2 separate regions of the Homo sapiens genome follow, and region 1 is linked to region 2. The links are chromatin loops, found by intact Hi-C in ENCODE. Cell type or tissue: psoas muscle. All regions are shown on one strand. Links, peaks and the distances in the headings refer to the core of each region. The heading gives the core; the rest is flanking DNA. Region 1 holds the start of RNF216-IT1 (RNF216 intronic transcript 1). Region 2 overlaps TNRC18 (trinucleotide repeat containing 18).

The links. Hi-C counts contacts between places; a loop is a spot of excess contacts. Peaks named below come from ENCODE experiments on the same cell type or tissue, not always from the same donor. Only the 100,000 strongest peaks of a DNase experiment are listed, where the experiment ranks them.
Region 1: it touches region 2 in a loop (2.1-fold over the local background); 4 of 110 quality-filtered maps call a loop at or near these places.

Annotation. Positions count from the first base shown.
Region 1 is chr7:5,670,934-5,686,868 of GRCh38, reverse strand. The region is part of intron 13 of RNF216 (ring finger protein 216); the gene reads left to right. It overlaps RNF216-IT1 (RNF216 intronic transcript 1), which reads left to right and starts at 6,408. Exons shown (of 3, transcript NR_046834.1): 1 at 6,408-6,515. RefSeq lists a silencer at 1,162-1,241 and enhancers at 4,164-4,213, 4,344-4,393, 6,347-6,406, 6,507-6,606. In psoas muscle, for the core only: a CTCF peak has its summit at 8,660 (motif pointing right); DNase peaks (open chromatin) are centred at 6,548 and 8,708; H3K27ac peaks cover 436 bases.
Region 2 is chr7:5,376,910-5,392,844 of GRCh38, reverse strand. TNRC18 (trinucleotide repeat containing 18) reads left to right here. Exons shown (of 30, transcript NM_001080495.3): 4 at 2,217-2,360; 5 at 3,509-5,173; 6 at 14,821-14,923; 7 at 15,269-15,474; 8 at 15,852-15,935. Among named protein-coding and RNA genes, the nearest start is that of TNRC18-AS1, 34 kb to the left of the region's middle. RefSeq lists enhancers at 9,892-10,455, 10,456-11,020. In psoas muscle, for the core only: no CTCF peak of the experiment used is centred there; no DNase peak of the experiment used is centred there.

The sequences.
Region 1 (15,935 bases), core at 3,323-11,322, 290 kb before region 2:
TGAACTGCTCATGCAAGGGATCTGAGTTGCACACTCCTTATGAGAGTCTAATGCCTGAAGCCATCTCTCCACGCCCTGTCCGTGGAAAAATAGTCTTCCACGAAACTGGTTCCTAGGACCAAAAATGTTGGGGACCGCTGTTTTAAGATCTTCTGTAGGTAATATGTCATTGCCGCAAATAGCGCTACCTTTGAAAGCTTGTTTGACAAATCTTCCAAACCCAGCTCACATGTATTTAAAGAAATAGTTGACAAGTGCAGTTCTAAGTGAGCCTCACAATTTAGAACATCAGTTTAGGAACACTGGCGTGCATTGTACAGATTTGGCTTCCCTGCCTCAGCTTTCCTAAAGGCACTGATGGTTAAGCAGCACTTAACCAGAGAACAGATAACATTCAGACTCTTAAGCCACCACTGTGTGACTGTCCGCACATCATTTACTCTGACTTTCCTCATCAGAGAAATGGGGATCCTGTTTTCTGTCCCAGCCCCCTTCAGGGTGGTTGTGAGAAGCAAATGAGGCCGCAACAGGTAAGGGCTCTTTGACAGAGGTGTCAGAAGCCCCCACAGAAACCACGTGGCAGCAGTGGTGTTCTTGAGAGTTTGGAGAAGCACGCTCCATTTTTTTTTTTTTTTTTTTTTTTTAATAACAGAGTCATACTCTGTCAACCCAGGCTGGAGTGCAGCAGCATGATCTCGGCTCACTGCAACCTCTGCCTTCTGGATTCAAGCGATTCTCCTGCCTCAGCCTCCCGAATAGCTGGGATTACAGACGTGCATCACCACGCCTGGCTAATTTTTGCATTTTTAGTAGAGACAGGGTTTCACCATGTTGGCCATGCTAGTCTCGAACTCCTCACCTCAGATGATCCGTCCGCCTCAGCCTCCCAAACTGCTGGGATTACAGGTGTGAGCCACCGCGCCCGGCCGGAATTTTTTACATCGTTTTCTACAAGGTCAGTACATAGAAATGCATTATAGTGCTCCAAATATAAAGAATTCACATACTGAAAATGTTTTGCTTTTGTCCAGCCTTCTTAACATACATATTTAATTACAAGGCATGAGGATTAATGGGGCTTTGAATATTTAAAGCTCTTTTCCCAAGATGAATTTGATTTAGCTACTGAGATGGGCATCTGCAGTGCTGGTGACTTGCCATGTGGCTGGGAGTTTGAGAGCAGAGGAGGTGAGACCAGGACTGATGTCAGGTTGGCTTCTGGTGTTTTACTTCCTTTTCCACTATGCCCCCTCCCCTCTCACTTTTAGCTCACCGCTTTGTCTTTTCAGTTTGCTGAGGAAAGAGGAAAAAGTAATAGAATTTGCCTTGATGTAGTTCACCGTGTAGCTTGCTGTTTTCAAAGTTGTAATGTTTAGTGTGCATCCCTTAGTGTCTTGGAAAGTAACAGAACAATTTCTATAGCCCTGCCCTCCCAACAATCCTCCCTTACACCCTGGCTTCCATCCCAGGGCTTCTGTGGGGAGGAGGAGAGAACACAGGCCAACAGAGCATGGACCCAGAAAGGGGCCTCCTGACATTAATCACGTTTTATTCATGGAATTCTGAAGATGGAGGAGATCAAGAGGCTCTGGAGCAAAAAGGAGGAGATGGTTTTGTTCGTGCTCACTGTCTCCAGCTACCACAGCCAGGGGAGCTACCTCCATGCCCACCCATCCGTGGTGGACATTGTACATGGGCAGCCCAATCACTGGAGGCCATGAGCCTCCAGTGAGGTAGAGAGGCAGAATAAAGAGTGAGCCACCAGGACCCAAGATGGCGGCTTGAGGGCAGGCAAGACGCTGCCTTCATCCAGAGCGTGGCTCACCATCAGCAAGAATCCTGGGCACTCTCTTCACCCCTCCACCTATGCTGTGTAAAGACTGCTCAAATCTGATACCCCCTGCACATCCTGAAGCCTGTGGGGTGACAAAGCTACAGACTAACACCCCACCCCACCCCCAGCCCCCCATGCAGGACTCCCAAGCACCCTTTCCTTCTTGGGGAAAATTTTACTGACCTCTCTTTTCATCACCTTAAAAATGTGAGGCATGTCATTTGGTTTACTAGAGGAAAGAACTCTGTAAAGGTAAAGTTTTGTTTTTCCTAACTATATGTGAGGTGCCTTGAAGAAGACATTGCTTGAACACCCACTGGAATTGCTGCTAGGGTGTTGTTCAGGTATCAGTCAAGTTCCTTTTTCTCACTAGCAAGGGACAGCCACCACAGCCTGAGTGGAACTGGGAAAGCTACGTGGCTACATGGGATGGGCTTTACTGCCCCTGACATCAGCCAGACTTGATTTCCAGCAACCCCAGGGAACATCGAACTGCATGGGGCCAGGCCCAGGAGAAGCCAGCAGCTGGTGCTTCCTGGAATAGGCCAGGGCTGACAAACTCCAAGAGGAGCCTAAAGATCAGCATTTGTTTTAATGCAGAGGCTCGGCTTAGAAGGCCCAGCTTGTGGGCCAGGCGCAGTGGCTCGCACCTGTAATCCCAGGACTTTGGGAGGCCAAGGCAGGTGGGTCACGAGGTCAGGAGATCGAGACCATCCTGGCTAACACAGTGAAACCCCGTCTCTACTAAAAATACAAAAACAAAAATTAGCTGGGCGTGGTGGCGGGTGCCTGTAGTCCTAACTACTCCGGAGGCTGAGGTGGGAGAATGGCGTGAACCTGGAAGGTGGAGCTTGCAGTGAGCCAAGATCACGCCACTGCACTCCAGCCTGGGTGACAGAGCGAGACTCCATCTCAAAAAAAAAAAAAAAAAAAAAAAAAAGAAGGCCCAGCTTGTGGAAACACTGGTCCCACCATCACAGACCAGTACCTGATACTGCCAGACCAAATCAACTTGCTGCTGCCTTGGTCTTCACACATCCCGCCACAAGACCCCTACTGGATCTTGCCCTTAACTTAGCAGTAGCCAGCCTTCTCACCAGACACAAGTGATGCCCGTCCCTATTCTCTGTGCAGGCTGGAGAATTCATGTGGTGTTTATCTTTTTTCTGTAATGATGGCCATAGCAACTAGGCTGTAAATTCTGCTGGGCTTATCTTGCACTTTTAACAGGTTTTATCCATAGACACTGATGATAATTGTATGGCTCATTGATTATCTACTGCTGTGCTGAGCACTTTAAAAACAGTTGTAATTCCTAATCCTCACAGTAACCCTGAGAGGAAGGTGCTGACATTGTCCTCATTCTCCTTGATGAGGACACTGAGGCTCCAGGTTAAGTGTGCACTCAAAGGGGTAGAGCCAGGATTGCAACTGGCACCTCTCTCCCATCACAAAACTTGGAGAACATCTTACCTGTTCAGAGAGTTCTGATGAGGTGGTTAAGTCATGATGCTATGTGCCTGTGGCCTTGGTCTCTCCACATGGAGGATGGGGGTGATACGGGACCCACCTCAGGATGTGGTGAGCAGTCTGGCAGCACCACTTAGATATAGACACCTCTGGGCACTGTTGCAGGAAAATAGAGTTGGAAGCTGCAGTGAGCCTCCAACTTGTGGATTGTACCACTGCACTCCAGCCTGGGTGACAAGAGACCCTGTCTCTTTAAAAATAAAACAAAATCCAGCAAGGTCTTTTGTTTCCCCTTTTTTTTTAATGAATAAACAAAGAGGCCAGGAGCTGCTAAGGGCTACATAGATTCCACTGGCCCTGTCTTCATTCCTTCTACCATGTGATGCTGCATTTCTAGCTTGTGGTCTGGTGTCTGTTTTTTGTTTGTTTGTTTGTTTTTACCATATAATTATAATCATTGCATACATACAGTGTTGTGCCCTGCGGTTTTGTTTTTTGTTTTTTAACTTAGCATGACATAGCACTTTCTGCATTCTTAAGGAGTTTGTGACCCCGTCATGGGAGGTTGTCATTCCATCACACAGATTTATGTTGGTTTACCTATGCTTGCTCCTGAGTTGGAAATGTAGAATTTTTTTCTGGTTTTGATGCTACATTAACGCAATGCAAAGCTTTATATGTAAAGCTTTTTCTTTTTTAGAATTATTCCTTAGAATAGATCCCTAGAGTAGGACTCTTGATTCCAAGAGAATCCATTTGCTTAAGACTCTTGGAGCACAGTTTCAAATTTCTTTCCAAAAGTGTTGCACATGATTATTCTAACTCTATTACATGCTACTTATTTAAAAGTAAAAATGTCAGCCGAGCGCAGAGGCTCACGCCGATATCCCAGCCCTTTGGGAGGCTGAGGTGGGTGGATCATTTGAGGTCAGGAGTTCAAGATCAGCCTGGCCAAAATGTTGAAACCCTGTCTCTACTAAAAATACAAAAATAGCCCGGCATGGTGGTGGGCACCTGTAGTCCCAGCTACTCGGGTGGCTGAGGCAGGAGAATCGCTTGAACCCAGGAAGCAGGGGTTGCAGTAAGACAAGACCGCGCCACTGCACTGCAGCCTGGGCAACAGAGTGAGACTGTCTCAAAAAAAAAAAAAAAGAAAAAAAATGAAAGTAAAACTGTCATCTCTCCTTTAGGCCAGAGATTGGCTGCTCCAAGCTAAGTAGTAACATGTGCTCCATGGCTGCCCTTTTAGAGGGACGGGTGTGAGGGTAACCTGGTCAAGTAGCCTCTGAGGTGATTCCAAAGGATTTCAGAACAAGATAGGGATTTTTGGAGTCTAGATTTGAGAAAAAGTCAGTGTGGGCTGGCACGTAGGTACAGAATCTGCCAACTTTGCAATTTAGAAAAGGGGAAAGAAAGCCAACGGTTTTTCCTAGCAGCGTGGGCCCGCATGGCCTCAGGTGCCTGTGTCTGCTGAGTGGACAGGTCTGCAAGCATTTCTCCATCATCCCCACCCTGAGAAGAGGCAGCAGCCGGCCACAGAAGTGGCACACACAGAGCCAGAGTGCCAGTGGGCTGTGACCCATTGTCTAAGGTTGCTGTGGCACAGGGAGATGGTCATCTTTGTAGCATTCTTTAGAAAACCACTGGGGGTTACCACCCTTAGGGGCTACACAGATCCCGTCTTCATGTTGAACTTGCTTTTGAATTTGGCCTTTTCACCTCCTATCCTCCTTTTCTGGGTGTTTCCCGTTTATGTAGTCAGGATTGAGGGATGGCTGTTGATGAGATGCCATGGCCAGTCAGTAAGCCGGAGTGTTGAAGCTGAGCAGTGTGGTTTCGCAGTGTGGTCTGGTAAGTTGCAACCAGTGAGGCTTGGGCCAACATACCAGACAGAAAACTATCCCCAGTTGAGGAATGGGACTCGTCCTTGACACTTCCTAAGCAAGAACAACATTGAAAGGTTGTCAGTGTGGTCAGTGGGTAGGGTTAATCAAGGAGGAGGAAGACACTGTCCTTGGTGCTACAGGTCCTGCCTAGCCCTAGAGGCTTGAGAACACCCCTTGGAATAAACTAGAGAGGGAGGCACACTGGGTCAGGGCTACAGATTTCCTCCCAGAAGCTTAGAAGCTGCTGGGGACTTGGTAATCCACAGTTGTTTCTGTGTAGCTATAAAATGTGACGTGTTTGGGGCCAAGGATGACTTTTCTCTTTCAGAATAAAGTTTGTATTTTTTCCTAAAACAGGTAAATGATGGGAGATGAAACCAGATGATAATTCAGATTCTGGCCCTAGGTAATTGCTTGGATTTCCTGAGGTAGGGAGGTTCCTACATTAGGCATAGTATGAGAAACATTTAGGGTGCTGCTAAAGGCCCAGGTGGCTCTTCAGTGTCTCTGAAGAACCACAAACGATTCAGGACTTGTCCAAATTATAAGCAAGAGGCTAGGCGTTCAAAGAGCCAGGGACAAGCTGTTGAGGTAAGAACACAGGAGCTGAGACCCCAGTGTGGGAAGGGTCTGGGGTATCTGCGGGGTATGGCTGGAGGCAGCAGCATGAGAGGGAGTGAGGGGTGGGATGGCCTGAAGTCCAGGCTCTCCGCCATGGCCCAGCCAGAGGGGATCTAGGCTGGGTTTTGGACCCAGATAGGAGTGGGTTAGATGTGAGGTGCATTTTGGAGGCGGAACAGAAAGGACAAGCTGGAATGAGTGGGGGTAAAGAGAAAGGAGGAATTGGGTTTTGTTGCATGAGCAGCCAGTGGGTGGCTGTGTCCTTCAGGGATACAGGGGAGCCCAGGGGCCAGAAGTGGTGCTTCAGACATCTTTTGTCTGGGGTGCCTTTTAGATATCCAAGTAGAAGTGTTGAGTGCTGGGCGCGGTGGCTCACACCTGTAATCCCAGCACTTTGGGAGGCCGAGTCGGGCAGATCACAAGGTCAGGAGATCGAGACCATCCTGGCCAACATGGTGAAACCCCGTCTCTAGTAAAATACAAAAAAAATTAGCTGAGCATGGTGGTGCGCGCCTGTAGTCCCAGCTACTCAGGAGGCTGAAGCAGGGGAATCGCTTGAACCCGGGAGGTAGAGATTGCAGTGAGCCGAGATCGCACCACTGCTCTCCAGGCTGGCGACAGGGCAAGACTCCGTCTCAACAACAACAAAAAAAGAAGTGTTGAGTAACCAGTGAGCTGACAAGCCCACCACGTGGAGGACTCGGGTAGGAGACTTGGGCTTGGGGGAGTGGATCGCATTCTATGATGACAGAGCTAGCTGGGGGCAGGGCGGGGGACAAAGGAACCACTTCCCTGTTGGACCTTGAAGGCTGCATTAGAGCATGAAGAGACTTCCGGAAGAGGACACAGAGTGTTAAAGTAGAGGGGAGCGTGTGTTTCCAGGGCGAGCTCTGAGGAGGCTGGAAGCTTCAGGGCCAGCTCGTGGGGGAGATGTCCCTTGTGTGAAGAACGTGGACTTCTTCCTGATTGCAGCAGGAAGTCTATCCATGGTCATTAAACAGGGTAGTGAAATGATCAGATTTAGCTTGTCACATGATTATTCTGGTAGCAGAGGACTGAGGATGTAATGATCCCAGCAAGAGACTCCCAGGACCCTAAGGGACTCGCTGTGCATACAGGGTCCCTATTGTGTTTCTTAAAGCCGACTGTGGAGCCGCCTGGCTCACCTGCCCAGGGACTCTGGCCGCTTAGCAGAAAGGCGGGTGAGGGACCTGGAGGAGCATGATAGTCTCTCCTGCTGAGGGTCTAAAGATGCTCATTCCCACAGGGCCAGTTGTTAGAAATGCAGGCACTCACACAGATACGCTCTTCTCTCAGTGGTGCCTGCCTTTCTTTTTTTGTTTAATTGTTCCTTGCAGTAGCACATTCCATGGGAGATTCCATGACAGGGCTATTCTCTCGATTTCAGTGGTTTTGATTTTGTGTCTGTTGTCATAGCGCCTGGAGCTAAGCCTTATCAAATAATTGCACATCTGGTGATCACTTAGGCTTCCAGAAATGTGAGGCAGGGAGGACCCTCAAGGGACTCTGGTCAGCACTCCTACTGCTGAGAGGCTTCACCGCATTCCCCCAGACTCACCAACAGCCTCGTTACACTTGTTACGGTGTGTGTGCACCAGTGCGCTCAGCGCCTGCATCCTCACAACCCAGCCCCTTGTGAGGCTGGCCGGACCACAGCTTGCCCTGTTCTGCACCATTCTAGGGCTGAAGGATTTGCCCAAAATATGTCACTAGATGGTGACAAACAGGCCCTTAGTCCAGTGCCTTTAGCAGGGGCTGGCTGGAGCAGCATGGCCATGTTCAGATGCCTGTCCCACCACTTGTTAGCTGTGTGCACCGCCCCCCCGCCACCGCACCACCACCACCCCTACCCGAGGGTGACAGGATCCTCCTGAAAAGTCTGTTAGGAGGATTAAATGACTTGATAACTAAGATGTTTCATCCATAAGCACTCAATAAATGGTAGCTGCTGCTGTTATTCATTCCACTGTATCTAATCTCTGTACTCTTAAATTTTACAACTTTACTCAATAACTTTTAAAATATTCTACACTTGTGGCTCCCATAAATTTCCTCTTTGCTCTATTGAGGCCATTTCTAGTCCCTGTGTGATCAGGGTTATTGGAGAGCAACTGATAAACCAGCCATGCTCCCCACTTCCTCTCTAGGAGCTCGGCCTCCTCAGCTTGTCTGCAGACCTTTGCCTCTTAATTTATCCAGTCCAGCTCTCATGTCTTCCCTGATGAAGTGGAGTCGAGAAATCTGCTCCGTCACCTTCTGTGTGAGGAGCAGCCTCTGCAGCTTGTCCCACTGCTGTAGCTCTCACAGTGCAGGGTTTCCTGGAAGCGTGCTTGGAGGGTAGCAGGCCCAGGAGGCACAGTTGTGACTGGAGCCATGGCAGAGCAGCAGTTGATATTTGTCACTACGAGTGCCGGCCTCCTTATAAGCACTCCTTTTATAGATAGGGAAGCTGAAGCTGGGAGAGGTGAGGTCACTCACCTGAGGTCACTTTAGTAAGTAGCCATGGTGGACTACTCAGGCGGGCCCAGAGCCATTTTCCTGACCACCAGGTCATGTGGGGACGCCAGGTGGCATGAATCTCTGAATCTCATTTTTCTCTGCGCTTGGGGAGGTGGTAACGTAGGTCAGTCCTTGGCGATGGTTAGTTCCCTGCCCAGGGCCTGTCAGCCTTAACATTCTTCTGATCCTGTTTATGAAACGCAGGTAATATATTGACATTGCAGAAGCTCAGAGAACATAATTGAAAGTCTTGTAGATGGCAGTAAAATGGGAAGATTTTTCAGACTGGTTTTCTTATTGGTCTGGTGAGGAGCTAAAAGTTACAGCAGGCGGTCAGCAGAGGGCCCCAGAGCCTCAGAAGTAAACCTAGATTTGGGCACATGCCTGAGTATTGGCAAATTTATGTAGCCGGGGCCCTTTGGCTCCACAGTGGGGCGTCAGGCATTGGAGTGCACATCTCTGAACTGGGAGGAAACCTCAGTACCACCAAGACGAAGACAGGTGTGTAGGAGAAGGTAGAATACCAAGAACAGTCGCAAAATCTGGTTACCCCCTGGAAAGATCACTGTGGTCTTACTGCTCCAGTTAAGAGTGTGGGTGTGTAATAACAGGGCTGGGGCTGTGTATGTAAACCAGGAACCTGGAAGAGAGCAAAGAGCTGTTTTTCTAGCTCCCTTACATTCCAGTATCCTCCTTCCCCTGATTCTACTGGATTCTGATTTAGTTACTCTAATGGTCTCTGCATAGACAACCCTTCCCCTTGGGCAGACTCTGATTCCTAGGATTTCCTGAGCAACACTCCCAGGACTCTGCACAGGAAGTGGAGAATGAGGTCAGGCCAGGACTGGAAGGGGATTCACCTACTCTCATAGCGATTGAATGGTAATTCCAGACCTGTTCTTAGTCAGTTCTTTCCAATCTGAGGATGCTAACACAAATATAAAAGACAGACAAATGGTTAAGCCCAAAGTGCTTAGGATGGTCCCTTTGTAAGGGTTTGCCATTATTATAATTTACCAGAAGCCATATAAGTGGCCTTTCGATATGGCTTGGATCTTTTATTTCATTTTTTCTTCTAGTTTTCCTTTTTGTTTTCCTTTTATAGAGGAAAGCCTGAGAAAATGGCAAGAAAACCAAAAGAATATGGTTCTGTGATTAGTAGTCCAGTCTTACAATGGAGATAATTTACCTAGTGCCCACCTTTAGTGAACGCAGATGGCATTGCCCAGACCACCCATACAGTAGAGCATGTAACATCCAGAAGCAAAAGACAACAGCAGATAGCGACTCCTTGGCTGATGTTGCAGAAGCACGTGCTGAGCAGTCTCTAAATCACATGTGTTTGCTCTAAAATTAACACCTGGACAAATTAGAATTAATGCCATTAGAAAATGAAATCACTTCTGTTTTCCACACTATGTAAACCATACGTCAGAGTGCCCTAAAAACAAGGGAGATGTATGTGGTCTGTAGTGGTATTTCTCTTAGGTCAGGCCACTAGTTAGTTCTCTTACGAGGTTCGTTTCATGTGGTTGGTGGGTTTTGGTTTGGTTTGGCTTTTAAGGAACAATAACCCTTCCCTATGGGAAATAATGGGCCTTGGATGAGGTTATGTCCAGTGTTCACTGGTCCCATTTTGAAGTGCCCCAGCTGGATGCACACCTGGTCATAGACCCAGGGCCAGCCTTGAATCTAGCCTGGGACAATGACCAGAGAGGAAGTGCTTGGAACCTGAGTCCAGTGGCTTTTCTGTGTCGTGGCTCAGGTTGCACTGTATGTTTAGGAGTTTTCTTTCTCTCCCAGTTGTTAGGCCGGAAATGCCATTATTCCTTAAGAATAGGGGCATAGGGGGCCCAGACTTTTCAGCCGGAAGCTGCTCCTCCCAATTGTGTGTGTATTCCCCTGTGGTGCCCCTCTAATGTCCAGGTATCTTTTGTGTGCCAGGAGCCCCATGAGAGCTGTGTTGGTCACACAGCCAGGCAGACAGGACGGACGGGAGACTGTGAGGAAGCAGAGGCCACTGGCTTGGCCTGAGTACTCAATGCAGGTGCAGCTCGGTGGGGTTCCCCAGCGACAGTTCTCACAGATGGGGCTTGACTTGGTTCAGAATCATACTTTTTGCAACTGCCGTCAGCACTTTTAAGGGCAGCTTTGTTTTGTGTTAAAAGTTTGCATAAAATTATAAGGTATATAGCTGGAGAGAAAGAAATTTCTTTGGCATGGAAAGAACTTGAGGCTGGCCGCGGTGGTCAATGCCTCCCACTTTGGGAGGCCAAGGCGGGCCGATCACTTGAGACCAGGAGTTCAAGATCAGCCTGACCAACATGGCAAAACCCTATCTCTCCTAAAAATACAAAAAAATTAGCCGGGCCTGGTGGCATATGCCTGTAGTCCCAGCTACTTGGAAGGCTGAGACGAGAATCACTTGAACCTGGGAGACGAAGGTTACAGTGAGCCGAGATCGCGTTGCACTCTAGCCTGGGCAACAGAGCAAGACTCTGTCTCAAAAAAAAAAAGAAAAAAGAAGAGGGCCAGGCGCAGTAGCTCACGCCTGTAATCCCAGCACTTTGGAAGGCTGAGGTGGGCGGATCATCTGAGGTCAGGAGTTCAAGACCAGCCTGACCAACATAGAGAAACCCCGTCTCTACTAAAAATACAAAATTAGCCAGGCATGGTGGTGCATGCCTGTAATCCCAGCTACTCAGGAGGCTGAGGCAGGAGAATCTCTTGAACCCAGGAGGCGGAGGTTTCAGTGAGCTGAGATCGCACCATTGCGTTACAGCCTGGGCAACAAGAGCGAAACTCCACCTCAAAAAAAAAAAAGAATTTGAATAGAGTTAGCGCTATAGGCTTCATGACCTTGCTCCTTTGTTCGTTTGTTTGTTTGTTTGTTTGTTTTGAGAGGGTCTTGCTCTGTCACCCAGGCTGGAGCGCAGTGATGTGATCCTAGCTCACTGCAGCCCGACCTCCTGGGCTCAAGCAATCCCCCTGCCTCAGCCTCCTGAGTAGCTGGGACTGTAAGTGGGCACCACTACACTCAGCTAATTTTTTTAAATTTATTTTTCGTAGAGGGTGTCTTGCTTTGTTGTCCAGGCTTGTCTCAAACTCCTGGCCTCAAGTGATCTTCCTGCCTCAGTGTTCCAAAGTGCTGGGATTTACAGGCATGAGCCACTACACCATGCCAAAGTCACACCTCCCCTGTCCCCTGGGATATGGCCCAGGAAAGCCTGTCCCCTCTGGGGCTTCTAATTCTTGTCTGTGCAGAACCTAGCGTGTGTGCAGAGGGATAAGAATTGAATGAGGTGATGTCTGTGAAGTGCCCAGCATAGTAACTAGCATACAACAGACTGTTAGTAGTTGGTACCTTATTTGAGCGTTCCAGAATCACTACATTGTTCCCTGCCATTATTTAAAATAAAAAATTCACCTTTTAAATTGTGGGAGCTCTGCTTTAGTTACATATGAAGCTGGCTTTTCAGCAGTTGCCATTCTGTACCGACATTTGCTTTATATATATATATTGTTTGTTTGTTTGTTTTTTGAGACAGAGTCTCTCTCTGTCGCCCAGGCTGGAGTGCAGTGGCGCGATCTCAGCTCACTGCAACCTCCACCTCCCTGGTTCAAGCAATTCTCTTGCCTCAGCCTCCCGAGTAGCTGGGATTACAGGTGCGTGCCACTATGCCCAGCTAATTTTTGTATTTTTTAGTAGAGATGGGGTTTTGCCATGTTGGTCAGGCTGGTCTTGAACTCCTGATCTCAGGTGATCTGCCAACCTCGGCCTCCTAGAGCCACATTTGCTTTAAAGACCCCCCGCTTTGCACAACTATAAATGAGTGAGTGTCACCTCTTTTTGGACTAGTCTCCCCAGGAATTCCCAGCTGACTTTTTTCATTTGTTTTGTTTTGTTTAGTTTTGAAACAGAGTCTCTGTTGCCCAGGCTGGAGTGCAGTGGTGCGATCATAGGTCACTGCAGCCTCGACCTCCTGGGCTTAAGTGATCCTCCCACCTTGGCCTCCCGATTAGCTGGGACTACAGGTGTGTGCCACCACACCTGGCCTTTTTTTTTTTTTAAGAGATGTAGGGCTGGGTGCAGTGGCTCACTCCTGTAATCCTAGCACTTTGGGAGGCTGAGGCAGGCGGATCATGAGGTCAGGAGTTTGAGACTAGCATGGCCAATGTGGTGAAATCCCATCTGTACTAAAAATTTGAAAATTAGGCACAGTGGCTTACGCTTGTAATCCCAACACTTTGGGAGGCAGAGGTGGGTGGATCATGAGGTCAGGAGTGTGAGACCAGCCTGACCAACATGGTGAAACCCCGTCTCTACTAAAAATACAAAAATTAGCTGGGCGTGGTGGTGGGTGCCTATAATCCCAGCTATTCAGGAGGCTGAGGCAGGAGAATCGTTTGAACCCAGGAGGCGGAGGTTGCAGTGAGCCGAGATAACGCCATTGCACTCCAGCCTGGGCGACAAGGCAAGACTCCGTCGTAAAAAAAAAAAAAATTGAAAATTATCCAGGCATGGTGGTGCACACCTGTAATCTCAGCCACTCAGAGGCTGAGGCAGGAGAATTACTTGAGCCCAAGAGGCAGATGTTGCAGTGAGCAGAGATCATGCCAGTGCACACCAGCCTGGGCGATAGAGCAAGACTCTGTCTCAAAAAAAAAAAAAAAAAAATGAGAGAAAGAGAGAGATGGAGGTCTCTCTATCTTTCCTAGGCTGGTCTCAAACTCCTGGGTTCAGGTGATCCTCCTGCCTCAGCCTCCCAAAATGCTGGAATTACAGGTGCGCACCACTGCACCCAGCTAATTTTTTAATTTTTTTGTAGAGACAAGGTCATGCTGTGTTGCTCAGGCTTAATATTTTTATTTGCTGTGATGATATGGGGTGTTTTATTCTCCAGATCTAGCCAAATGGAGAAATTCCTTGCAGACCCTCATTCTGGGCTGTGGTCTTGGCCTCCTGCACTTGATCCTGCAACTTGCTCTCTTCCCTGCATACTGCCCCACGTGACAGGTCAGCTTTGCTGTTCTTCACATCACCCCCAGTTGGAACCTGCAGTGGCTTCTAGAGCCTTTGTCACTCTTGTTAGTCTGGCCCCTTCTTCTCTTCTCGCAAACCAGGCCAGTCCCCCACCTGCCTGCCTGTTCTTGTAGATGCTTTCTCCCACAGAGCTATCTCCAGCCCACTCCATTCTGTCGAGCCTGTTCTTGAACAGCAGCTCCACTGACAGGGCCACGCTAATTACCGTAAGCAGGCAGGGTAGATAGGTGGGCGGGGAGAGGCCATGCTGTACACCTTGTGGCTTCATAGAAGAATCTCAATAACCACTGACTTCCCCCGCTTGGGGTGGTGCTGGTGACCAGTGCGGTACTGCCCGCAGGTGGGGCATTTGGTGTTGTAGAGGACACATTGGTCTCCGGAGGTCCAGAGAGTGGTGGGAATGCCCACACCGTGCACATAGGCCCCCACCACCCTGAGTCGATGGAGAGATGGATACACCCTGCCCCTGCCCCGTGTCTCTTGTTAAGACACAATACATCTATAAACCGCAGATCCTGAGCTGTAGCCAGGACATCTCAGTACTTTTTTTGTACATTTTCCAATTTCAAGACATCCCCCTTGGTCAAACGATAGAATCCAGTAGGGCTCCTCAGCATTATCCTGGGAGTGTGCTGCCTGTGTCCCTGTGTCCTAGAAAGCCCCAGCTCCTCGCCTCCCAGTGCTCTACAGCATCCTATCTTGAGTCCTCCCTCATATCCATCCTCTACCTTGCGCTGCTCACCAGGAAGACCACAGCAGCCTCCTCACTGGCCTTCTCTGTTCCAGACTCATGCTCCATACCAGCACCAGTGTGCTTATGTGATCACATAAGTATTTATGCGATGAGTCTTTATCGTCGGGTACCAGCAAGAGAATGTATGTAAGTGGATAAAAATGTAATTCAACATGTGTTTTATGAATTCTGGAAACCTCTTTTTATTCTCAGAACATCAATTCAAAGTCCATCTCCTGTTGAAATTCATCAGTGGGTTAAACTCCGAATTGTCTTGATGCTACAAGCACTACATCATGTGTGTGTAGTTTCATTCTAAAGTCTGGTTGCTTCACTTCTTGTTATTAAATTTAACAAACATAACTCTCCAACTTGGCGTTTTTGCAGAGTGGGATCCTTTTATATAAACATTAGTAAAGACCAAAGTAACTGATATAACTACAAGATTATCATTCCCCCAAAGTAAACATGTATTTAGGGGCAGCTGCTTCCAGGAAGCCATGTGCTCTTCTGGATGGAAAATAAATCGGTGGCATTCTTGGTTTTCTGGGACTTAGTCCCAGTCTCTACAGCCTGCTTTCCATCTGTCTCCCAGAATCAGGACTTAACGTCTCCAACATGTATGAAGAAGATCAGAGGGCACAGCGTGTGCACAAAGGGGCGGGAACTTCTCTGATCCACTGCCATCTACTCCTTGATAGTCATCAATGGCCACTGTCTTGGTCAGCTCGGCTGCCTTAGCAAAATACCAGACTAGGGGCTTATATATGCTGTCAGTTTTCCTACAGTTTTGGAGCTAGAAATCTGAAATGAAGTTGTCAGCAGATTTCGTTTCTTGTGAGGCCCCTCTCCTTGGCTTGCAGAGGACTGTCTTCGTGCTGTGTCCTCACATGGTCTTTTCTGTGCACTCCTCTGGTGTCTCTCTCTGTCCTTTTTTTTTTTTTTTTTTTTTTTTGAGACGGAGTTTTGGTCTCTTTGCTCAGGCTAGAGTGCAGTGGCACAATCTCGGCTCACTGCAACCTCCGCCTTCCAGTTTGAAGAGATTCTCCTGCCTCAGCCTTCCAAATAGCTGGGATTACAGGTGCCCGCCACCGCGCCCAGCTGATTTTTTTGTATTTTTAGTAGAGACGGTGTTTCACCATGTTGGTCAGGCTGGTCTCGAACTGCTGACCTCTTGATCCGCCCGCCTTGGCCTCCCAAAGTACTGGGATTACAGGCGTGAGCCACCGTGCCCGGCTCTCTCTGTCCTTCTTATAAGGCTATCAGATTGGAATAGCGCTCACCCCATCAGCCTCATTTAATATAATCACCTCTTTAAAGTCCCTGTCTCCAAATACAGTCATTGTCCAAGGTGTCAGAGTTGAGGGCTTCACATATGCATTTGAGGGAGACACAGTTCAGTTCATAACAGCCACAGATAAATGATGTGTCTTTTTAGCACGTGTGATTCAGTTGGGAAAACAATAGAAAGCAGGAACAGTTACCACTGGGCTTAGAGATGAGCCAAAGGCAAGTCTATTCAGGCATGAGCAGCTGGGTCCCCTCTGTGTTCATCAGGATTTCCAGCCTTCACATGGGCACATGGAGCAGTTGCTGAGCCTAACTAGAGCACAGCTTAGGGAGCCTGGCAAAAGGCATATTGCCTCTGGTGAGGTTTTATCCTGTTGTCCATCTGTGTTATTTAGAGCAGTTTCTGTAAAGAAAAAAGTATCGTTTGTTGCTATAACAAATGATATTAGCAACATCAGAGCAGGCTGCCACTCCGGCAGCTCCCCCGGAACCAAGCAGTTCACAGAAAACACTCTAGGCCTCCTAGGGAAGGGAGAG
Region 2 (15,935 bases), core at 3,786-11,785:
GTGGAGTTGGGGTTTCACCATGTGTCCCAGGCTGGTCTTGAACTGCTAGGCTCAAGCGATCGTCCCACCTTGACCTCCCAAAGTGCTGGGATTACAGGCATGAGCCACTGTGCCCGGCCTATTAAGCCCATTAGGTCCATTTTACAGACGGGAGAGCAGAGACCTGATGCCTGTGTGGGAGAGCTGTTTTTTTATTGTTGGTTGTATTTTACTTATTTATTTATTTTTTGAAATGGAGTCTTGCTCTGTCGCCCAGGCTAGAGTATATAGTGGCACAATCTTGGCTCACTGCAACCTCTACCTCCCGGGTTCAAGCAATTCTCCTGCCTCAGCCTCCTGAGTAGCTGGGATTACAGGCGTGCGCCACCACGCCTGGCTAATTTTTGTATTTTTAGTACAGACAGGGCTTTACCATGTTGGTCAGGCTGATCTCGGTTCACTGCAACCTCTGCCTCCTGAGTTCAAGAGATCCTCCTGCCACAGCCTCCTGAGGAGCTGGGACTACAGGCGCCTGCTACCACACCCGTCTAATTTTTTGTATTTTTAGTAGAGATGGGGTTTCCCCATGTTGATCAGGCTGGTCTCGAACTCCTGACCTCGTGATCCACCCAACTCGGCCTCCCAAAATGCTGGGATTACAGGCATGAGCCACTGCTCCGGCTGGGAGTGCTGTTTGAATGATTGGATGAGAGAACAGGTATCGGGTAGCCCTTTTGTTTGTGGGTGTTGTCAATGGCATGATTATTGACAAGGCGGTGCTGGAGAGAAGACATCGGCCCAGTGGACCAGGGACAGGTCCTGCATCCCTGGCCTTAGCAGGGGCAGCTGGGTATGGGGTACCTGAGTCCCTGAGAGATCTCTAATTGGCCTGGGATCCCATAGGACTCTGGGCTTAGGCAGAGAATCAGGACCCTTACCCAGCACCCTAGCACCTGCCTGCCTCTTAGGGCTGTCATTCTGTGTGCCCTTTAAAAAAAAAAAACTATTTAAATTTTTTTTTTTTTTTTTTAAATAGAGATGGGGTCACACTATGTTTCCCAGGCTGGTCTCAAACTCCTGGGCTCAAGCAATCCTCCCCCATCGGCCTCCCAGAGTGCTGGGATTAAAGGTGTGAGCCACCATGCCTGGCCTCTGTGTGCTCTCTTAGGTGACTTCTCCTCTCTCCATGGCTACCCCTTCTTTCTTTGTCCTGCAAGGTCCCAATTCTGTTTATTTTTATTTTTAAAAAATTCTGAGCCGGATGTGGTGGCTCACACCTGTAATCCCAGCACTTTGGGAGGCTGAGGTGGGTGGATCACTTGAAGCCGGGAGTTCGAGACCAGCCTGATCAGCATGGTGAAACCCCATCTCTACTAAAAATACAAAATTAGCCGGGTGTGGTAGCAGGCGCCTGTAATCCCAGCTCCTCAGGAGGCTGTGGCAGGAGGATCTCTTGAACTAAGGAGGTGGAGGTTGCAGTGAACCGAGATCCTGCCACTGCACTCCAGCCTGGGCCACAGAGTAAGACTCTGTCTCAAAAAAAAAAAAATCTGAATAGTTGAAGTCAGCACGTCCTGATGCTGGTGCTGGGCATTGCTGGTGAGGGGGTGGCCTTTGGGGAGGCGGGGAGGATCCTTGGTGGGAGGAATTCCTTCCTGGCAGCTCCTGCCTGGGAGACCCAGCAGCTGAAGATGCTGGGTCCGCTGAGGTTCAGAGAAGGCAGGTGACCAGCTTGGGGTCACACAGCAGAGAAAGGGCCTGTGTTAGGCTGAGGTTAAGAGTCCTGGCTGCAGGGTTCGATGGTCTCGATCCAAAGCCAGGCAGCTCTGCTGTATCGTCTTGGGCAAGTGGCCTGCTCTGAGTTTTCTCGTCTTTAAAGTGAGGACATTAAGTCTCTTCCTTATAGGTTGTTTTTGAGGTTTAAATGAGGATGACAGTGGCAAAGCTCTTGGTCATGTTTGGTAGGCTGTTATCGGGCCCCGCTAGTTGGATCCATTCTGATCCTCTTTCTGGGGGGGACTGGAGACCCCAGTCCCCCGTGAGGGCTGCCTGGGCCTGGAGAGAGACCCAGGGTTGGGGAGCAGGAGAATGCATTGCCCTGAGGAGCTGCTGTTAAACCTCAAGGCGCCCTGTACCAGCGGTCGGCTGCCAAAATAGTTTATTTCCAGGAGCTGGAAGGAAGCTCCTGGTGAGCAGCACGAATTGGCCCAGCCCAGCTTTTCTCTTTTCTGTTACAGGCTTCTCCCACCTGCCCAGTGGGCTGTACCCATCCTACCTCCACCTGAACCACCTGGAGCCCCCCAGCAGTGGGAGCCCCCTCCTCAGCCAGCTGGGTCAGCCCAGCATTTTCGATACCCAGAAAGGTCAGGGGCCAGGAGGAGGTAAGACTGGAGTCCGGGGTTGGGGGTGGCACAGGGGCCTTCTGAGAGGCTTCTGGGGCCTTTGGCAGCATCCAGGTAGCCCCCAGCTCTGTCCAGGATGCTGGCTTTTTTTTTTTTTTTTTTTTTGAGACAGGGTCTCACTATGTTGCCCAGGCTGGAGTGCAGTGGTGCGATCATAGGTCACTGCAGCCTCAAACTCCCAAATGATGCACCTGACTCAGCCCCCCAAGTAGCTGGGACTGCAGACACACCCCACCACAGCCAGCTGACTTTTTAACTTTTCTGTAGAGGTGGAGTCTTGCTGTGTTGCCCAGGATGGTTTCAAACTCCTGGCCTCAAGCAATCCTCCTACCTCGGCTTTCCAAAGTGCTGGGATTACAGATGTGAGCCATTGTGGCCTAAGATGCTTTTTTGAGACCTGAGTCCCTAAGACCCCCCACAGGCTCCTTGGGCCCACCCACAGCCCTGGGTGCCTTCTGGTCACACTGTCCTCTTAGGGGCCCTGCTAGGCCTTCCGGGCAACTTTGAAAACAAACCCTGGTCTCTCCTTTTACAGATGAGGAAACTGAGGCTTGGGAAGGGTAGATTTAAACTTGGTTGTAGGTATTTCCAGAGCCTGCGCTCTCTAGGGCTGGGACGCCCATTTCTTCTTGCCCTGGGGGGTGCCTTGCCTTGGTGTGAAACCTCGGGGCTCCCTGCACCGAAACCGTTTAATTTCCAAGAAAAAACACTGGGTCGAGTGCGGCTCAAGCCTGTAATCCCAGCACTTTGGGTGGCCGAGACGGGTGGATCACCTGAGGTCAAGAGTTCAAGACCAGCCTGACGAACATGGTGAAACCCCACCTGTATTAAAAATACAATAATTAGCCGTGCGTGGTGGGGTGCGCCTGTAATCCCAGCTACCGGAGAGGCTGAGGCAGGAGAATCGCTTGAACCCAGGAGGTGGAGGTTGCAGTGAGCCAAGGTTGCGCCACTGTACTCCAGCCTGGGTGAGGAGAGCGAGACTCTTTCTGAAAAAAAAAACCAAAACCAAAACACTGGGGGAGGCATGGGTTGGTCCATCCCCCTCTCAGGGGTCCGCCTCCGCCCAGGCAGGGGTGGGAGGGGAGGTGGCGCTCGCTCACTGCCTGCTGTTCCCTTCTCCGCAGACGGTTTCTACCTGCCCACCGCGGGGGCTCCGGGCTCCCTGCACTCTCACGCGCCCTCGGCCCGGACCCCTGGCGGCGGCCACTCCTCGGGCGCCCCGGCCAAAGGCTCGTCGTCGCGGGACGGTCCAGCCAAGGAGCGGGCGGGCCGCGGCGGGGAGCCGCCTCCGCTTTTCGGCAAGAAGGACCCGCGCGCCCGGGGCGAGGAGGCCTCGGGGCCACGGGGCGTGGTGGACCTGACCCAGGAGGCGCGCGCCGAGGGCCGCCAGGACCGGGGGCCCCCGCGCCTGGCTGAGCGCCTGTCGCCCTTCCTGGCTGAGTCCAAGACCAAGAATGCGGCGCTGCAGCCGTCGGTACTGACCATGTGCAACGGCGGCGCCGGGGACGTGGGGCTGCCCGCGCTGGTGGCCGAAGCGGGGCGCGGGGGTGCCAAGGAGGCTGCCCGGCAGGACGAGGGCGCGCGGCTGCTGCGGCGCACGGAGACCCTGCTCCCTGGGCCGCGCCCCTGCCCCTCACCGCTGCCCCCGCCGCCCGCGCCCCCCAAGGGGCCTCCTGCACCCCCCGCGGCCACCCCCGCCGGCGTCTACACCGTCTTCCGCGAGCAGGGCCGTGAGCACCGCGTGGTGGCGCCCACCTTCGTGCCTTCCGTGGAGGCCTTCGACGAGCGCCCGGGGCCCATCCAGATCGCATCCCAGGCGCGCGATGCCCGGGCCCGCGAGCGCGAGGCTGGCAGGCCAGGGGTCCTGCAGGCGCCCCCCGGCTCCCCGCGGCCTCTGGACCGGCCCGAGGGCCTGCGCGAGAAGAACTCGGTCATCCGCTCGCTCAAGCGGCCGCCCCCCGCGGATGCCCCCACGGTGCGGGCCACACGCGCCTCCCCGGACCCCCGCGCCTACGTGCCTGCCAAGGAGCTGCTCAAGCCCGAGGCGGACCCGAGGCCCTGCGAGCGTGCGCCCCGCGGCCCAGCCGGTCCTGCAGCCCAACAGGCCGCCAAGCTCTTCGGCCTGGAGCCCGGGCGCCCCCCGCCCACCGGCCCTGAGCATAAATGGAAACCCTTCGAGCTGGGCAACTTCGCCGCCACGCAGATGGCCGTGCTGGCCGCGCAGCACCACCACAGCCGCGCCGAAGAGGAGGCCGCCGTGGTCGCTGCCTCCTCCTCCAAGAAGGCCTACCTGGACCCTGGGGCTGTGCTGCCCCGCTCGGCGGCCACCTGCGGCCGGCCGGTCGCTGACATGCACTCTGCGGCCCACGGGTCTGGAGAGGCCTCGGCCATGCAGAGCCTTATAAAGTACAGTGGCAGCTTTGCCCGGGACGCCGTGGCCGTGCGCCCTGGTGGCTGTGGCAAGAAGAGCCCCTTTGGAGGTTTGGGCACCATGAAACCCGAGCCTGCGCCCACCTCTGCGGGTGCCTCCCGAGCCCAGGCCCGTCTCCCACACTCCGGAGGCCCTGCAGCGGGCGGCGGCCGGCAGCTGAAGCGGGACCCCGAGAGGCCCGAGAGCGCCAAAGCTTTCGGGCGCGAGGGCTCTGGTGCCCAGGGTGAGGCAGAAGTGCGACACCCGCCTGTGGGCATTGCAGTGGCTGTGGCCCGGCAGAAGGACAGTGGCGGCAGTGGCCGGCTGGGGCCTGGGCTGGTAGACCAGGAGCGCTCTCTGTCGCTGAGTAACGTCAAAGGTAGGTCCTGGGCAGAGCCCAGGTGCGGGTAGGATCTTGGGTCTCTCTGCCGTTTCCCGTACATTACAGTGTGGGCCCTTTCCCTTTGCTATTGCTAAGTCTTTATAAGTATCATTTTTTAAAATGGTCTTGAATGTTCTGTTGCGAGCATGTACCATGGTTCAGTTTTCCACTCCCTTGATGGGCATTTTCGTTTGTTCCTTCTCCGATGTTTTGTGTTCGGAACGTTGCTTTCAGTCTTTGTGTGCATCGCACCTTCGTGATACTTTCAGTCATTTCCTGAGAACAGATGGTCTTGGGAATAGACAAATATCAAACCTTCAATTTGAAGTCATCGAGGGACCTAACTGTGCCTTACCGATTCCAGTGTCCCCGGTACCTAGCCAGCCTGGGCTCTGGCACGTAGTAGGTGTTTGATGGATGAGTGAATGAGTGAGGAACAGACAGAAACTGGGGTTCCAACATCCTCACGGTCTTGATACTCAGTACTTGAGTGACTTTTTAGGTAGGTAGAGAGTTTACGTGCCTGTAAGTGGTTTATGAGTATCTGTTATATTTTGGATTCTTTAGAATTGTTTTATTTATTTATTTATTTTTGAAACGGAGTTTCACTCTTGTTGCCCAGGCTGGAGTCCAATGGCACGATCTCAGCTCACCGCAACCTCCGCCTCCCAAGTTCAAGTGATTCTCCTGGCTCAGCCTCCAGAGTAGCTGGGATTACAGACATGTGCCACCATGCTTGGCTAATTTTGTGTTTTTAGTAGAGACAGGGTTTCTCCAAGTTGGTCAGGCTGGTCTCGAACTCCTGACCTCAGGTGATCCGCCCATCTCAGCCTTCCAAAGTGCTGGGCATTACAGGCGTGAGTCACTGCCCCCAGCCTGTTTTATTTATTTTTAGTTTATAAATTATTATTTTGTTTTAGAGATAGAGTCTTGCTCTGTTACCCAGGGTGGAGTGCAGTGGTGTGATCATAGCTTACCGTAGCCTTGACCTCCTGGGCTCAAGCGATCCTCCAACCTTAGCCTCCCAAGTAGCTGGGACCGCAGGTATGCGCCACCACGCCCGACTAATTTTTTCTTTTTCTTTTTTTTTTTTTGGAGACAGAGTCTTGCATTGTTGCCCAGACTGGAGTACAGTGGTGCCATCTTGGCTCACTGCGACCTCTGCCTCCTGGGTTCAAGCGATTGTGCCTCAGTCTCCCCAGTAGCTGGCATTACAGGTATGCATCACCATGCCTGGCTAATTTTTGTATTTTTAGTAGAGATGGGGTTTTGCCATGTTGGCCAGGCTGGTCTCAAACTTCTGACCTCAGATGATCCGCCTGCCTTGGCCTCCGAAAGTACTGAATCTCCTACCTGTGTCACTTTTTTTTTGTTGTTTTTTGAGATGGAGTCTCGCTCTGTCACCCAGGCTGGAGTGCAGTGGCACAGTCTCTGCTCACTGCAACCTCTGCCTCCTGGGTTCAAGCGATTCTCCTGCCTCAGCCTCCCGAGTAGCTGGGACTACAGGTGCGTGCCATCACGCCTGGCTAACTTTTGTATCTTTTAGTAGAGACAGGGTTTCACCATATTGGCCAGGCTCGTCTCAAACTCCTGACCTCAAGTGATCCACCCGCCTCGGCCTCCCAAAGTGCTGGGATTACAGGCATGAGCCACCGCATCTGTTTTTTTTTTTTTTTTTTTTTTTTTGAGACAGACTTTTGCTCTGTTGCCCAGGCTGGAGTGCAATGGCATGATCTTGGCTCACTGCAACCTCCGCCTCCTGGGTTCAAGTGATTCTCATGCCTCAGTCTTCTGAGTAGCTGGGATTATAGGTGCACGCCACCATGCCCAGCTATTTTTTTGTATTTGTTTTTCTTTAGTAGAGACAAGGTTTCACTGTGTTGGCCAGGCTGGTCTCAAACTCCTGGCCGCAGTTGATCCACCTGCCTCAGCCTCCCAAAGCTCTGGGATTATAGGTGTGAGCCACCATGCTTGGCTTTTTTTTTTTGGATGGAGTCTCGCTCTGTCACCACGCTGGAGTGCAGTGGTATGATCTTGGCTCACTGCAACCTCCGCCTCCTGGGTTCAAGTGATTCTCCGGCCTCAGCCTCCTGAGGAGCTGGGGTCACAGGCACCCGCCACCATGCCCGGCTAATTTTGTATTTTTTTTTCTTTTTTTTTTTTTTTTTTTTTTTGAGACGGAGTCTCGCTCTGTCGCCCAGGCCGGACTGCGGACTGCAGTGGCGCAATCTCGGCTCACTGCAAGCTCCGCTTCCCGGGTTCACGCCATTCTCCTGCCTCAGCCTCCCCAGTAGCTGGGACTACAGGCGCCCGCCACCGCGCCCGGCTAATTTTTTGTATTTTTAGTAGAGACGGGGTTTCACCTTGTTAGCCAGGATGGTCTCGATCTCCTGACCTCAAGTGATCTGCCCACCTTGGCCTCCTGAAGTCCTGGGATTACAGGCGTGAGCCACCGCGCCCAGCCAGCTGTGTCACTTTCCCACCACCCTGATGCCTGCCCCAGCCGGTCCTGGGTATCTGGTGCTGGACCTCCCGCCTGCAGTGCCCTTCCCACTTCCTGCACAGCCATGTCTCCCCATCCTCTGTGCCTTCACCTCCCGGTGGAGCCACCTTGGACCGGGCCTGTCTCTGGCCGAGCTCCAGATGCTCCTGCCTTCCGGGGACGGCCCTGAAGTCTTTGGATTTTGAGTTGGGAGGTGGGGCTCTGTCAGGCTTGTCTTGGAATTCTCTTCATCCAGCAGGGCTGGCTCATGGTGAGCGATGCTCAGTGAGTGTTTGTTGACTGACTGAATGAACACACTGCTCTGTGTGGAGCTCCTGGAGCCAGGGAAGCCCCGCTACACTCTGACCCTGGGGCTTTGCATGAGAACCTGCCTTATTCTGGGACAGAAGGAGGGAGGGGCCAACAGCGCTTGGATTGGAGGTGGCCAGCTTGGTGATGGAAAAAGGTCTCCTGCTCAGAGGTTTGGGGCTGTGGGCCCCCCTGGGAGGCAGGAGATCTCTTTGAGCCTTTCTCTGGAAGGATCCTCCCGTCACATGGGGTGGCACCTTTGTTGGGGGCTCACGGTCACTGGAGTCCATCTGAGATCCCAGAGTACCTGTCTGTGCCCAAGAGGCTGTGCGTGTGTTTGTGTGGGGGAGGGGGACATGCGAATGTGAGGGAGGGAGGGAGGGTGTGCCAGAGGTTTGGGATGAGATGTTTGGGGATTTATCTGAAGCTGCTCTTCTCTGTTGGTGCTGATGTTTGAAAAGTAGGTGACTGGTTGGGGGCTGGGTATGGTGGCTCAGGCCTGTAATCCCAGCACTTCGGAAGGCCAACGTAGGAGGATCACTTGAGCTTAGGAGGTTGAGGCCAGCCTGGGCGACCTAGCAAGACCTTGTCTCTACAAAAAATAAAAATAGGTTGGGCGTGGTGGCTCACGCCTGTAATCCCAGCACTTTGGGAGACCGAGGCGGGTGGATCACCCGAGGTCAGGAGTTTGAGATCAGACTGGTTAATGTGGTAAAACCCCGTCTCTACTAACTAAAAATACAATATTAGCCAAGTGTGGTGGCACATACCTGTAATCCCAGCTACTTGAGAGGCTGAGGCAGGAGAATGGCTTGAACCTAGGAGGAGGAGGTTGCAGTGAGCTGAGATCGTGCCATTGCACTCCAGCCTGGGCAACAGAGCGAAACTCTATCTCAAAAAAAAAAAAAAAAAAAAAAAAATCACCCGGGTATGCTGGTGTGCCTGTAGTCCCAGCTACTTAGGAGGCTAAAGTGGGAGGATAGTTTGAGCCCAGGAGGTCAAGGCTGCATTGAACTATGATTGCACCACTGCGCTCCAGTCTGGGCAACAGAGTGAGACCCGGTCTCTAAAAGAACAAAAAAGTAGGGGGCTGGATTCTTTCTCTCCTTAAAAAAAAAAATCCCATAAGAAGTGGTCATTTCTCTCTGGGCAGTCCAGCCTGAGTGCTGAGCCACTTTGAAAGGAGGGAGGAGAGAGACGCCCTGGGACGCCTGTGTCTGGGCAGTTCCCCCAGCTGAGGACAGTCGGGTTGTCACACTGGTCTCCTGGGTTCTCGCCCCAGTCTCTTGCTTTTTGGAGCGAGCCCTCTGCCTTTGTCAATGGGTTTAAGTCCAAGCTCTGCCCTTTGTAGCTACGTAACCTTGAACAAGAGCCTCGAGCCCTCTGGCCTCTGGGGGCGGCTCATCTGCTTGATGCTGGGTGGGCTGACGGGCACATAGTGGGTGCGTTATAAACGCCTCTCTCTCATCTGCTCATATTCAGGCATTAGGGTCTTAGAATGCACCTGCCTGTGCAGGGGAGCCCTGGGTCTTCCTGTTCTCACATAGGATCTAGGTCTGGCCTCAGGGGGCCTTGGACCTTGAGATGGATGAAGGACAGGCATTACCTACATTTGTGAGCCCCACGCAGTCAGAGCCCCCATGCCCAAGAAGCTAAGAACGATAAGGGGCATCCTTGCCAGATGCGGCGGCTCATGCCTGTAATCCCAGCTCTTTGGGAGGCCAAGGTGGGCAGATCGCTTGAGCTCAGGAGTTGGGAGACTAGCCTAGGCAACATAGTGAAACCCCGACTCTACAAAAATAAAAATAAAAATAAATCATCCGAGCATAGTGGTGTGGCATCTATAGTCCCAGCTACTGGGAGGCTGAAGCAGGGAAGGATCACCTGACCCCAGCAGGTCGAGGCTGCAGTGAGATCGCACCACTGAGCCCCAACCTGGGTGGCAGAGTAAGATCCTGCCCCCACCCCAAAAATAGAAAGCAATCGTTGCCGTTGAGCCAGCAGCCCGTATGAACAGACAGCTCCATGAGGTCTCCTGTGAGGGCGTGGACCTGTGCAGAGGAGGGGCTGTTACTCTCCCCATTCAGATGGGGAGACAGGCCTGCAGGGATGAGGCAAGGCTGAGCGGGGAGCCCTGAGCTGAGTTTTGTCTTTCCTACCTCTTCACTGGCCCATCACCTCTAGGGTGGGGCCAGGTCTGGGAGGGAGGGGCTGTGGGGATGTCCCCACCTCCAGCTTCACAGGGGGCGGCTGGGGGTGCAGAGCCGGGTGTACGCCATGGTGTTGGTGACAAGCCTGCTGGGGCCTCTATCCAGTCACTCCCCCCCGATCCGCTTCCCCGGACCCCTGGAGAGCAACCCTATCTGGAACTGCTCAGAGAGAGGCCAGGAAGGGGTTGCCATGGGAACGGGGCCTCTGCGTGAGCCTTGGGTTCCTAATGGCTGCGATGTGGGGCGTGTGACCTGTGAGTGGAGTCGTTAGCGCTGCAGACTCGGGGGCTTTTGCTGCAGGACACCCTCACCCCACCATGGGCCCTGGGCTGGGGCTGGGCCTCTGGGCGGCCTGCAGAGAGGGGGCGGCAGTGACGTGGCTGGAGAGGGCCCTGTGGCACTCCCTGTGTGGGGCCGTGTATGTTGGTGGTCAGCAGGGCCGACTTGGACGCTGATCACAGCCATGACGCCTCCATGTTAGTCTTGTGACTTGGGCATGTTTCTTTATCTCCCTGTGCCTCAGTTTCCTCATCTGGAAGATAGGGATGAGGGCTGGGATCTGCCTCCTGGGTTGATGGTGATTGAATGAGTTCATGTTTGCAAAGTGGCCTGGGGCCCTGCTGGGCACAGGGACAGCCTTTGTTTATTTATCCACTTTATTTTATTTTTTATTTTTATTATTTAATTAATTAATTTATTTATGAGATGGAGTCTCACTCTGTCGCCCAGGCTGGAGTGCAGTGCTGTGATCTTGGCTCACTGCAACCTCCGCCTCCCGGGTTCAAGTGATTCTCCTGCCTCAGCTTCCTGAGTTGCTGGGATTACAGGCACCTGCCACCGTGCCCAGCTAATTTTTGTATTTTTAGTAGAGCCGAGGTTTCACCATGTTAGCCAGGCTGGTCTTGAACTCCTGACCTTGGGTGGTCTGCCCACCTTGGCCTCCCAAAGTGCTGGGATTACAGGCGTGAGTCACTGCACCCGACCTGAGTTTACTTTTCTTTCTTTCAGTCTTTCCTTCTTTCCTTTCTTTTTCTTTTTTTTTGGAAACAGGGTCTCACTCCGTTGCCCAGGTTGGAGTTCAGTGGTGCAGTCATGGCTCACTGCAGCCTCGAGGACACAGACAGTGAATGATCAATAAGCAGAATAGCTGTGTATAGTCAAGAGAACGTGATGGAGCAGAGGTGGTCAGGGAGGGCTTCCTGGAGGAAGTGGCACTTGAAGCTGAGCTCTGATGGTGGAGGTCCAGGTGGTGGGAATGGTGTGTGTGTGGCCCAGAGGTGGGGAAGGGGACAAGTGTGACATGTGCAGAGAGGGTGGGGCATCCTCGAGAGGCCGGCCAGGTCCCCACTTGGGCCTGTGGGGTGACAGATAGGACCAGGATTAGAGCGGATGGAGGGCCACAGAGTGAGGAGGGTAGAGGAGGGGCCCGGCCAAGCGCAGGGGTGGGGGACAGAGGGCTCACTATCTCTCTTCAGAGGCCAACCACATTTGCAGGGAGCAACCTGGGGCTGTGGCCCTTGAGGCCCTGAGGGTGGCAGGTGCTCTGATATGGGGCTGGCCAGCAGACTGGCTTCTGTGGCAGGTGGCGCTTGGGATGGGAAGCCCCTGAGACCATTCACAGTGACAGCCGGGACAGTCGGGGGGACAGAGGGCTTGGGGCAGCCCAGGCTGCACTCTAAGTGCCTGCCTCTTCTGGGGGCACGGGGAGAGCCCTGTGCTCAAAGCTTGTCCCAGACTCCAGGAGGACCCAGGGGGCGTGAGGGTGGCCCCCTCAGGTGGCTGAGCCTCTGGGATTCTGTAAGCTGGGACGGCTGTCTCCCCTGGGAGAAGGAAGCTTGATCTCATGACTCGATTTCTCAGCACAGCTGTGGGACTCTGGAGTGGCCCTCCGTTGCCCCAGTCCTGCCTGAGACCTGTCACTGCCCTTCTGGGCCTCAGTTTCCCCGTGAGGTCCACAGGCAGGGCCCCTTGCAGTCCTGACTGAGGGGTGCATGGTGGGCTCAGCTTCTGCTTTGATACAGGAGCTACGTTGATGTTGGAGGTCCAGGTAGCCCTGGAGGCCCGTGTCCAGGCGCCCTCGTCAACACGCTTCTCCCCGTGCCGGGCTGCCCGGCTGTCCCTCCGTACACTCGGTCCTGCAGGCGTCTGGGCCGGCATGGCTGTGCCCCTCTCTGGGTTCCTCTCTTCTGCTTCTGGGACTGGTGGGTTCCCACCTTCCTGCAGGGAAAGGGAGATGCTCTGTGGCCTAGGCTGGAGTATGGTGGTGTAATCACAGCTCACTGCAGTCTCCACCTCCTGGGCTCAAGCCATCCTCCTGCCTCAGCCTCCTAAGTAGCTGGGACCACAGGGGCATGACACCATGCCTGGCTAATTTTTTATGTTTTTGTAGAGATGGGGACTCACTGTGTTGCCCAGATTGGTCTCAAACTCCTGGGCTCCAGTGATCCTCCCACCTCGGCCTCCCAGAGTGCTGGGATTACAGGCGTGAGCCATTCTGTCGGGCCTGGGGTGCTGCTTATTAGGAGCTCCTGGTATTTGGGGGTGTGGGAAGGGAGAGATGAGAGGAGAAGCTTGATTCCAAGTTTCCTCACCCATTAGGGTCATGGCTGTGGGGCCGCTGTAGACCCCAGTTAGGACAGCTGGGTGGGGACCTTGTCTCCAGCAGAAGGATAGTTTCTCTGTGCTGGCGGCTGATCCCCTGACATTGCAGCTGGCGGTGCTGGACTGGGCCCTTGGGGGTGGCTGATGGCCGGGGTCTGCCCACAGTAGCGCTGCGTAGGAGGACCTAGCTCCCAGCCCACCCCTCTTCCCGGAAGCCCTGGGAAGGCCGGCCCCAAGGGGAGTATCAGCCGTGCCTCCGCCTGTGCGAATGGCACCTGGGAGCCGACGGGCAGGTTTTCGAGCTGCACACCTGGTAGCCTCTGCCGTGGGGCTCAGCTTCCTCCCATTCCCGGGCCTTCACCTGTCCGGTGTGTCCCATCTCTGGCTCATGGTGTTGAACACTCAAAGAGGGGCCAGGGCAGGGTGGCAGGGACAAGGAGGTACCAGGAGGGCCAGACGGGGCTCCTGCCACTCCGCCGCTCCCTGTCCCCTCTCCTCTGGTGACCATCCATGTGCCAGGCCTGGGACTCAGGGGCTGGCTATAGGGAGGGACAGGGATGGGTGAGCCCGGTAGCATCTCCCACTCAGGGGGCCAAGGCCACCCCCTCCACCCAAGTGGATAATGTTCTTTGGGTTTACTTTTCTATCTTGATTTTTTTTTTTTTTCTTTAGAGTCTGGGTCTCGCTCTGTCACCCAGGCTGGAGTGCAATAGTGCAATCATAATAGGGAGTCACTGCAGCCTCGACCTCCCCGGCGCAAGAGATCCTCCCACCTCAGCCTCACGAGTACCTGGGACTACCGGTGCATGCCACCATGCCCGCCTAATTTTTGTGTGTGTGTGTTTTTTGTTTTTTTGTTTTTTTTTTTGACGGAGTCTTATTCTGTCTGTTGTCCAGGCTGGAGTGCAGTGGTGCAATCTCGGCTCACTGCAACCTCTGCCTCCTGAGTTCAAATGATTCTCCTGCCTCAGCCTCCTGAGTAGCTGGGATCACAGGTGCGCACCACCACGCCTGGCTGATTTTTGTATTTTTTTTAGTAGAGACGGTGTTTTGCCATGTTGGCCAGGCTGGTCTCGAACTCCTGACCTCAGGTGATCCGCCCCGCCCCCCCCACCCGGCCTCCCAAAGTGCTGGGATTACAGGTGTGAGCCACCTCGCCTGGCTAGCCATGTGTATTTAAACTGTCTTGGGACACACAGGCCTGCGTGGTTGGGACCACAGTCTGGCTTCATGTGGCCCAGGTCCGGCTAGTTTTTGGGTTGTGTTTTTTTTCTCCATTTGGACTCTGCCCTGTCCTCACCAAATCCCCAGCTCAGAATCTGCCTTCCCGTCATTAAAATAGCATTAGTGGCGGGGCTCGGTGACTCACGCCTGTAATCCCAGCACTCTGGGAGGCTGAGGTGGGTGGATCACGAGGTCAGGAGATCGAGACCATCCTGGCTAACACGGTGAAGCCCCGTCTCTACTAAAAATACAAAAAACTAGCGGGGCGTGGTGGTGGGCACCTGTAGTCCCAGCTACTTGGGAGGCTGAGGCAGGAGAATGGCGGGAACCTGGGAGGTGGAGCTTGCAGTGAGCCGAGATCGTGCCACTGCACTCCAGCCTGGGCGACAGAGCGAGACTCCATCTCAAAAAAAAAAAATAAATAAATAAAAATAAAATAAAATAAAAATAGCATTAGTAAGTGCACCCGGCCTCACGTTTCATTGTTATGTGACAAGTTTTATGACATTTTCTTACAATATCCCTGGCTGTTGGCCTAATTATCGCCACGGTTGTCTGTCTAGGGGACATAGACAGGCCTTTTGGATGGGGGATGACAGAGCGGATGGATGATTTCTGGCCCTGAGGAACCCCAGTTGGGGTTTGGGGGAGCTTGATGCGTCATAAGGAAAGATGTTGGGGTGAAGGCACTACACGGATGGCTGTGCAGGACCGTCGGGGCTCTGGGGGGCCCAGGGAGGGGTGAGGGCAGTGGGGCCAATGGGTCTGGGATGGGCTCGGTGCTGGCTGGGGGCTCACTTCCACCTGGCCCCCTGCAGGGCACGGCCGAGCAGATGAGGACTGTGTGGACGACCGGGCCAGACACCGGGAGGAACGGCTGCTCGGGGCACGGCTGGACCGGGATCAGGAGAAGCTGCTCAGGTGAGGGTGTCGGGGGATCCTGAGGGTCTAGGGGGTATCTAGGAGCCCCTGGGGGTGAGGGGCAGCTGGATGACCCCAGGTGGGCTTGGCCCCTCGACCATGGATGCTATGGTACTGAGAGCGGGAGTCACTCTGGTCCTCAGCATCGGGCCAGCCCTGCCCAGGCCAGGTGGCCCCACTGCCCCTACAGTGAGTGTGGAAGGCCCCGGGAGGCCCTTCAGTTCCGAGCAGTGGTTGTCCTGACTCATGGCCTGGTGGCAAACAGTTCCTTGGGGCAACCCCGCTTCTCCCTCTCGTCCCCTGGGCTGTCCGAGCTGTCGCTGACACCTATGATCCTCCTTCCAGAGAGAGTAAGGAGCTGGCTGACCTGGCCCGCCTGCACCCTACCAGCTGTGCTCCTAACGGCCTGAACCCCAACCTCATGGTGACGGGGGGCCCGGCGCTGGCGGGCTCAGGTCGCTGGTCTGCCGACCCCGCAGCCCATCTGGCCACGCACCCCTGGTTGCCCCGCTCGGGCAACGCATCCATGTGGCTCGCTGGACACCCCTACGGTGAGTGTGGGGCACAGGGTCTCTCCCCTTCTCTGAGGGAGGGGTGGGAGGGGGCGGGTGCAGGACAAGAGCTCAGGGCTGGCTCCTGCCTGCCGTTTCCTGGGGGGCCTGGGCCTGCCTCCCGCATTCGTCGGAAGAAGGAATGATAATGGCCTCTGCCTCGTGGGGCCCCTCTGCCATGCCTGTTTGGGGCAGATGCCCAATGCGGGTGGCTCTGGGGTGCTCTTTGCAGCCAGCCAGCACCCCTGTCCCTTGGCTTCCCCACTGGAGGCCCCAGGAGGTTCAGGACTTGGGAGGTGGTGCTGGGCTGGGGCTGCCCGAGGACAAACCGCTTGGGGGCTCCCAGCACTGACTCAGGCCTGGGCTTCTCCTCCTAGGCTTGGGTCCCCCATCTCTGCACCAGGGCATGGCCCCTGCGTTCCCACCTGGCCTGGGGGGCTCCCTCCCGTCAGCCTACCAGT